Regions from separate parts of the Homo sapiens genome. Here regions 1 and 2 are each linked to region 3. The links are chromatin contacts, found by Hi-C or POLR2A ChIA-PET in ENCODE. All regions are on one chromosome and are shown on one strand. Each heading gives the region's core, a stretch centred on a gene start or an enhancer-like site at or near the end of the contact. The rest is flanking DNA. Distances are from core to core; before and after follow the strand shown. Region 1 overlaps IFITM3-AS1 (IFITM3 antisense RNA 1). Region 2 holds the start of IFITM2 (interferon induced transmembrane protein 2). Region 3 holds the start of HRAS (HRas proto-oncogene, GTPase).

Region 1 (2,700 bases), core at 69-2,568, 210 kb after region 3:
ACCAGGTTGTTCTCATCTCTCTGATTATTAGCCTGTCCTTGGAAACCATTAGAAAAAGTCTTAAGATTCCCAAGATGTCAGGTACAAATGCCACCTTCTGAAGTTATCGTGTTTGAACGGCAGTGGGGAAGCCACTTGAAGCACTCACACCAAGGCGGGGGTCAGGGACTGGCAGCAGCGAGCCCCCGCTGCCCACTGCCCAGAGGCCTGCCCCGTGCCATACGAGGCATATTTGGGGAAGGCTCCAAGCCTCAAAGATACAGCTCCTTTGTGGCCAGGAGACCCAGCTCTAATTCAAGAAAGAAGTGAACCCCTGAGAGGAAGCCGGAGTCCTGGGGGACTTGCGGGAGCAGATCTCCAGGCCAGGACCCTCACTTCTGGATGCACGGCGGCTCCCCCTGCAATGCCGCCAGTGGAAGGGGCCAGTGACATGAGCGAAGAGGGTGGGCCCTGCACACCCAATGCTAAATCTTCCAGTACCAATGTTTCTAAAAAAGCAAAAGTAAATGGGTGATATTTGTTTTAATAATCTATTTTTTAAAATTTTAATTAAAAAAATTTTTTACTGATTTAATTTTAATTAATTAATTGTTTTTAGAGGTGGGGTCTCTGTCATCCATGCTGGAGGGCAGTGGCACCATTACAGCTCACGGCAGCCTCAACCACCCGGCCTCAAGCGATCCTCTTGCCTTGGCCTCCCAGTGCTGGGATTACAGGAGTGAGCCACCATGCCTGGCCAGCAATCTACTTAAACAAACATATCCAAAATAGTTTCTCAACATATCATCAACAAAATATACTATTGATGAAATACTGACATTTTACAAAGAAATTTTTTTTCTCACCAAATCTTCAAAATCCAGCATGAGCTTTGCACTCACAGCAGTTTGAGAATGGAACTGGCCACGTTCCAAGGGCTCGGTGGCCACAGGGAGCTCCTCAGAGCGCAGCCAGGCCAGAGGCTGCACCGAGGTGCAGAATCAGAGGAGGCACCGGAGACCCCAGAGTCCAGTCTGAGACGGCACAGGGAGCAGGTCTCTGGTGGCCTTGACAAGCTCCAGGATAGGGTGGGGAGGGGACTGGACCCTGGGGACCTCAGAGCAGAGCAGGGGAAACAGGAGCCCCCACCTGGGGAGAGGGGGCCTCCTCTCCAGGAACCCCAATCAAGACGAGCCTCACGTGACTCCCACTTCCTCTTGGAGGGTGCAGGGGCCTCTCCTGAGGTGAGTTTTGTTTCTGATTTTTTCAGGGGAAACTTCTCAGCACATTGTCCTTGGCCAGATGCCACAGGAGCCGCTGACCCAGTGACGTCACCTCATTCTGCTCAGATCGCACCCCCTGTCCGTGGGGCACTGAGGCAGGAAGAGGAAACTGCTGTAATCTCAGGAAGCTTTTGGCCAGTGGGGCCCTAGAGCCCTGCCCAAGCCCTACTGGGTGTGGCCCCGAGTCCAGGAACCCCCCTCCCCCCTGACCCTCATGTCCCCTCGACCTCTGTGGCATTTTATAAAACAAAGGGGCCCCGGAAAGCGGAAGGAGGGGGTCACACGTGTGAGCCCTGAGCACCGAAGCTGCCCCCACAGGCCCTGGAATCCTCCCCGTGTCCAAAGACAGCCTCCTCTTCAGTCAGTGCTCCCTGTCGTCCCCGGTCCTGGGCCTGGAGGGCTGCTGTGGGGCAGGAGCAGTGGCCACTGGGTCTCTGACCTGCACCAGGAGACACGGGGAGGCTTAGGCCTCTGAACCCACATAGAGCAGGACCGCAGCCCCAGAAAAGGGAAGATTTCAGCAGAGGAGGCCTGTGACGAGAGAGGCGAAGGCTTGAGGGGCTCCCTGTGGGGCCTGGAGTGTGGAAGCCCCATTGGGGCCTGGCAGGGACCTGTACCAAGACAGTGAGGTCCTGCAGCAGCTGGGGTGAGGAGAGGAGACTCCCAGGCCTGGTAAAGCGCACAGGGGCCTCTGGCACCCCTACAAGAGGAGGTTGGAGTCACCTGACGCTGTCCTGATGCGGCTCCTGCAGAGAAGACTCCTTACTTAGCCCACAGTGCTTCTACCCGCCCTGACACCGTCCTGATGGGGTCCTGCAGAGAAGCCTCCTTACTTAGCCTACAGTTTTTCCACACGCCCTGACACCGTCCTGATGGGGTCCTGCAGAGAAGCCTGCTTACTTAGCCTACAGTGTTTCCACACGCCCTGACACCGTCCTGATGGGGTCCTGCAGAGAAGCCTCCTTAGCCCACAGTGCTTCTACCCACCCTCAATGTATAACTTCACGTTCAGAAATGTGTTACCCCCCTCCTCAGACCTCACACAATTCACGAATTTCCAAACAGCAGGAAACAGAAACTTCTAAGAAAGCAGAACCCTTGAGTCCAGGTGGGAGAAGGTGCCTGAGAAAACAGCCCTGCCAGAGACAGTACCCCAGCATCCGGACGTTACTCCACAGACGGCCACGTAAGAGACCAGGAACCACCCTTCCCACGGTACCCCAGCGTCCGGACGCTACTCCACAGACGGCCACGTAAGAGACCGGGAACCACCCTTCCCACGGTACCCCAGCGTCCGGACGCTACTCCACAGACGGCCACGTAAGAGACCAGGAACCACACTTCCCAAGCCTTCTGCACTCCCAAAAACATCAGCTTCCCGGAAACCTGAGACATGCTCAAGGAAGAGCACGGTGTGAAGTCAGCTGTGGGTGGAGGA
Region 2 (2,500 bases), core at 1-2,500, 230 kb after region 3:
GAGGCATAGGCCTGGGCCCCGGTCACGTCGCCAACCATCTTCCTGTCCCTAGACTGGGGGAGAGGAGATGGTGAGGGGACCAGGATCCCCCAGCTGAGAGCCGCGTGCTATGGCTCCAGCTCCTCACTGTCTCCTCCCTGCCCTGAGATCAGGGACCACCTCCTCCCCTTCCTCACCCGGCTCAGACTCTCCAGGAGCCTCGGGGCTCATCCTCCTTCTGCCTTGGCCCCAGCACAGGCTGTTCTCCCCACCATGGGGTGAAGTCACCTGTGAGTTCCCTTCTCACTTTCTGGGAGAGCCTGGGTGCCAGTCTGGAAGGTGAAGGTGTAATTTCTTACTGGGCTATAGGGAGAACTGCTCTGGGCTAGTGGATAGCCGGGGACAGACTCTGAGCCAGCCAGCCAGCCTCCTGGAGCCTCCTCCTAGACCTGCACTGGGCAGATTCCCCAAGCCACACACACACACAGATCACACAGACAAAGCCACTGACGTGGGCACACACAGGACAGACGTGCACACAAACTCACAGTCACAGGGACACACAAGTCCCCACCCCAGGCAGCATGTGGGCAGGTGGAGCCCCAGGCTCACCGGCACCCCCTGGATTTCCGCCAGGGCCATACGCACCTTCACGGAGTACGCGAATGCTATGAAGCCCAGGCAGCAGGTGTTCATGAAGAGGGTGTTGAACAGGGACCAGACCACATGGTCAGGCACGGAGGTCTCGCTGCGGATGTGGATCACGGTGGACATCGGGGGAGCAGGGTTGTGGGGCACCCCCAGCATAGCCACTTCCTGCTCCTCCTTGAGCATCTCGTAGTTGGGAGGCTGGCCGCTGTTGACAGGAGAGAAGGTTTGCACAATGTGGTTCATGGTGACCAGCGGTGATCGGGTTACCGGGATGGTTCTCAGTGAGCCCTCCCTTTCCCCAGTAGTTCCGTTTTCTCAACAGTTTCCTCTTCCTGGCATTTGTCAAATGCAGAGCTGGCCAGGGCCAGATAAGGGCAGAACAAATTCCTGAGGATCAAATTACTTTAGGAGAGGGAGGAAAGAGGGGCTGAGGGCTAAGAGGGGCTTCCTCTCTAGAGCCCAAAGGAGCACAAGTCTCATCTTGTTAGTGGTGTGGGGTCCTGGAGACTTCCCCTGTGTTGGGAGTCTCCACACCCCAGGCCAGCAGCTGCAGGACCTCACTGTCCCGGTTCAGGGCTCCTGCCAGGCCTGCGCTGACGCCTCCACACTCCAGGCCCCACAACCGTTTCCCCAAAGCCCTCACCTCTGCCGGGCGCCGTGGCTCACGCCTGTAATCCCAGCACTTTGGGAGGCTGAGGTGGGAGGATCATGAGGTCAGGAGATCGAGACCATCCTGGCTAACACGGTGAAACCCCGTCTCTACTAAATATACAAAAAAAAATTAGCCGGGTGTGATGGCGGGCACCTGTAGTCCCAGCTACTTGGGAGGCTGAGGTAGGAGAATGGCGTGAACCGGGGAGGCGGAGCTTGCAGTGAGCCAAGGTTGTGCCACTGCACTCCAGCCTGGGCAACAGAGCCAGACTCCGTCTCAAAAAAAAAAAAAAGCCCTCATCTCACTTGTCACAGGCCTCATCTGCTGACATCCCTTGTCCTTTGCTGGGGTTGCAGTCCTGCTCCATGCGGGTTTGGGGGTTAAAGGTCCCCGTGTCTCCTGGTGCAGGTCAGAGGGTTGGCGGCCAATGTTGCCTGCCCCAAAGGAGCCCTCCAGGCCCAGGAAAGGGGACTCTGGGAGCACTGACAGAAGAGGGGGCTGTGGGATGCCAATAGCAGAGACCTGGACGGTGGAGTTAGAAGCCATGGCCCTTTCCCCTGGAGGCCCACCTGGGTGACGGCTCCCAGACCCGCTCCACACAGCCCAGCAGCACCCACGCTGCCCAGAGCTCTGGCTGGCTGGTCCCTGGGGCACCCTCCAGATTTCCAGGTTCTGATCATCTCTGCCTCTTCCCTGGGTCCTCACACGGGTGCCAGCTGCTTCCTGTAGTTGCCGCCTGTTTTTCCCATGAACCGGTGCTGCCTCTGAGCAGCTCCTGAGGTTACAGCCTCCCTGTGGAAACACCTTGTGTGGCCTCTGGGCTTCTTCCTGGACCTTCCTTGGCAGAGGCTATTGCAGCAAACAGAGCTGATGCTGTGCACTTGAGCTTGTCAGAGGGGACAGTGCGGGTCACAGGGGCAGGAACGTGGCCTGCAGGCCTATGTGCACCGCGACCTGCGCCCTGTTTAATTCCTGATGTGCTACATGGGCCCATTTTCCTGGGCTTATTCTCCCACCAGGCCAGACTCCGCAGAGGACATCGCTGAGGGTGGAATTTACAGAGATGGGCAGCTGCTCACCCTGCTGTAGCCTTTCACCTCAGCGGGTGGTCAGGTCCACGTCAGTATTCCAGAGTTTACATGACGGTAGCGTGCAGCCGTGTAACTGCAGAGTGATGTGTTTGAGTAACGATGACTTTGGCTCTATAAGATAAATTTT
Region 3 (2,700 bases), core at 1-2,500:
AGGCGGGCGCTGGACTGGGCAGAGGCAGGGTTTGCCTGACTGTAAAACGCCTTTTTTGTTTTGAGACGAAGTAGCGCTCTGTTGCCCAGTGCAGTGGCGCGATTTCGGCTCACCGCAACATCCGCCTCCCGGGTTCCAGCGATTCTCCTGCCTCAGCCTCCCGAGTAGCTGGGACTACAGGCGCGCGCCACTGCAGCCGACTAATTTTTTGTGTTTTTAGTAGAGACAGGGTTTCATCATGTTGGCCAGGCTGGTCTTGAACTCCTGACCTCAAGTAATCCACCCGCTTAGGCCTCCCGAAGTGCTGGGATTATAGGCGTGAGCCACCGCGCCCGGCCCTTTTTGTTTTTTAATGAGGATGTATTTCTGATTCCTTTGCAATTTTAAAAAATGTTAAAAACATGTCTTTTTGGGTTTGAAAGAGCTAGGATGTGCGTCTATGTGCTTGGGGTGAGCCCTGGGCACTTCGCTCCCCTGTGGCAACTTGTGGGTACGGTTTAACTGGACCACGCTGAGCTTCTGCAGCGTTGGAACCTCAAGTTTGGGGGGACTGGGCGGGCAGGGTCGCCTGCCACGCAGGCCCGAGAAAGAGGAGAGTGGTGGAGGGGGCGTTCTCACGCCTGGCCCCAGGGCACACGGCTGCGCCCGCCGCCCGGAACCCCACCGGGGCTGCAAGCGTCCTCGGGGTGGGTTGCGGTGGGAGTAGGGGAGCTGGGGTGCGTGGTGGTAGGTGGGGTGCGCGGCCGCTCCACCTGCGCGGAAGGGCAGCCGGGCAACCGGACCCCGCGGCCACCCGGGGGCCCCCAGCTCCGAGCATCCCGCCTTGGTCCCGGCGGATCCCAGCCTTTCCCCAGCCCGTAGCCCCGGGACCTCCGCGGTGGGCGGCGCCGCGCTGCCGGCGCAGGGAGGGCCTCTGGTGCACCGGCACCGCTGAGTCGGGTTCTCTCGCCGGCCTGTTCCCGGGAGAGCCCGGGGCCCTGCTCGGAGATGCCGCCCCGGGCCCCCAGACACCGGCTCCCTGGCCTTCCTCGAGCAACCCCGAGCTCGGCTCCGGTCTCCAGCCAAGCCCAACCCCGAGAGGCCGCGGCCCTACTGGCTCCGCCTCCCGCGTTGCTCCCGGAAGCCCCGCCCGACCGCGGCTCCTGACAGACGGGCCGCTCAGCCAACCGGGGTGGGGCGGGGCCCGATGGCGCGCAGCCAATGGTAGGCCGCGCCTGGCAGACGGACGGGCGCGGGGCGGGGCGTGCGCAGGCCCGCCCGAGTCTCCGCCGCCCGTGCCCTGCGCCCGCAACCCGAGCCGCACCCGCCGCGGACGGAGCCCATGCGCGGGGCGAACCGCGCGCCCCCGCCCCCGCCCCGCCCCGGCCTCGGCCCCGGCCCTGGCCCCGGGGGCAGTCGCGCCTGTGAACGGTGAGTGCGGGCAGGGATCGGCCGGGCCGCGCGCCCTCCTCGCCCCCAGGCGGCAGCAATACGCGCGGCGCGGGCCGGGGGCGCGGGGCCGGCGGGCGTAAGCGGCGGCGGCGGCGGCGGCGGCGGGTGGGTGGGGCCGGGCGGGGCCCGCGGGCACAGGTGAGCGGGCGTCGGGGGCTGCGGCGGGCGGGGGCCCCTTCCTCCCTGGGGCCTGCGGGAATCCGGGCCCCACCCGTGGCCTCGCGCTGGGCACGGTCCCCACGCCGGCGTACCCGGGAGCCTCGGGCCCGGCGCCCTCACACCCGGGGGCGTCTGGGAGGAGGCGGCCGCGGCCACGGCACGCCCGGGCACCCCCGATTCAGCATCACAGGTCGCGGACCAGGCCGGGGGCCTCAGCCCCAGTGCCTTTTCCCTCTCCGGGTCTCCCGCGCCGCTTCTCGGCCCCTTCCTGTCGCTCAGTCCCTGCTTCCCAGGAGCTCCTCTGTCTTCTCCAGCTTTCTGTGGCTGAAAGATGCCCCCGGTTCCCCGCCGGGGGTGCGGGGCGCTGCCCGGGTCTGCCCTCCCCTCGGCGGCGCCTAGTACGCAGTAGGCGCTCAGCAAATACTTGTCGGAGGCACCAGCGCCGCGGGGCCTGCAGGCTGGCACTAGCCTGCCCGGGCACGCCGTGGCGCGCTCCGCCGTGGCCAGACCTGTTCTGGAGGACGGTAACCTCAGCCCTCGGGCGCCTCCCTTTAGCCTTTCTGCCGACCCAGCAGCTTCTAATTTGGGTGCGTGGTTGAGAGCGCTCAGCTGTCAGCCCTGCCTTTGAGGGCTGGGTCCCTTTTCCCATCACTGGGTCATTAAGAGCAAGTGGGGGCGAGGCGACAGCCCTCCCGCACGCTGGGTTGCAGCTGCACAGGTAGGCACGCTGCAGTCCTTGCTGCCTGGCGTTGGGGCCCAGGGACCGCTGTGGGTTTGCCCTTCAGATGGCCCTGCCAGCAGCTGCCCTGTGGGGCCTGGGGCTGGGCCTGGGCCTGGCTGAGCAGGGCCCTCCTTGGCAGGTGGGGCAGGAGACCCTGTAGGAGGACCCCGGGCCGCAGGCCCCTGAGGAGCGATGACGGAATATAAGCTGGTGGTGGTGGGCGCCGGCGGTGTGGGCAAGAGTGCGCTGACCATCCAGCTGATCCAGAACCATTTTGTGGACGAATACGACCCCACTATAGAGGTGAGCCTGGCGCCGCCGTCCAGGTGCCAGCAGCTGCTGCGGGCGAGCCCAGGACACAGCCAGGATAGGGCTGGCTGCAGCCCCTG

Evidence for each region. Hi-C counts contacts between places; a loop is a spot of excess contacts on that map. ChIA-PET counts read pairs that join two places held with the same protein, here RNA polymerase II (POLR2A). Pooled maps may share reads with other maps.
Region 1: a pooled map shows a loop between it and region 3 (4-fold over the local background). The contact joins the enhancer-like site here to the promoter of HRAS in region 3. A Hi-C loop is called at or near these places in 3 of 50 pooled maps. POLR2A ChIA-PET finds 5 or more read pairs at or near these places in 5 of 52 experiments (H1, Panc1, activated CD4-positive, alpha-beta memory T cell and 2 more).
Region 2: a map of tibial artery shows a loop between it and region 3 (2.3-fold over the local background). The contact joins the promoter of IFITM2 here to the promoter of HRAS in region 3. A Hi-C loop is called at or near these places in 1 of 168 maps with a recorded cell type or tissue (tibial artery) and 6 of 50 pooled maps. POLR2A ChIA-PET finds 5 or more read pairs at or near these places in 6 of 52 experiments (HepG2, Panc1, activated CD4-positive, alpha-beta memory T cell and 2 more).

Annotation. Positions count from the first base shown.
Region 1 is chr11:325,774-328,473 of GRCh38, reverse strand. IFITM3-AS1 (IFITM3 antisense RNA 1) reads right to left here. Exons shown (of 5, transcript XR_007062540.1): 2 at 846-2,700. Among named protein-coding and RNA genes, the nearest start is that of IFITM3, 6.3 kb to the right of the region's middle. RefSeq lists enhancers at 938-987, 1,048-1,417, 1,838-1,977. Within about 2 kb of position 1,318, at least 33 of the 41 ENCODE cell types and tissues checked have a DNase peak (open chromatin) inside an H3K27ac peak, as active enhancers do.
Region 2 is chr11:306,566-309,065 of GRCh38, reverse strand. IFITM2 (interferon induced transmembrane protein 2) reads right to left here and starts at 1,250. Exons shown (of 2, transcript NM_006435.3): 1 at 628-1,250; 2 at 1-53. The coding sequence starts at 873. RefSeq lists enhancers at 1-69, 90-209, 590-1,009.
Region 3 is chr11:534,126-536,825 of GRCh38, reverse strand. It overlaps HRAS (HRas proto-oncogene, GTPase), which reads left to right and starts at 1,250. Exons shown (of 6, transcript NM_005343.4): 1 at 1,250-1,410; 2 at 2,451-2,614. The coding sequence starts at 2,504. It also overlaps a transcript of LRRC56 not described here. RefSeq lists enhancers at 591-1,298, 1,320-2,176, 2,177-2,700 and a silencer at 2,154-2,313.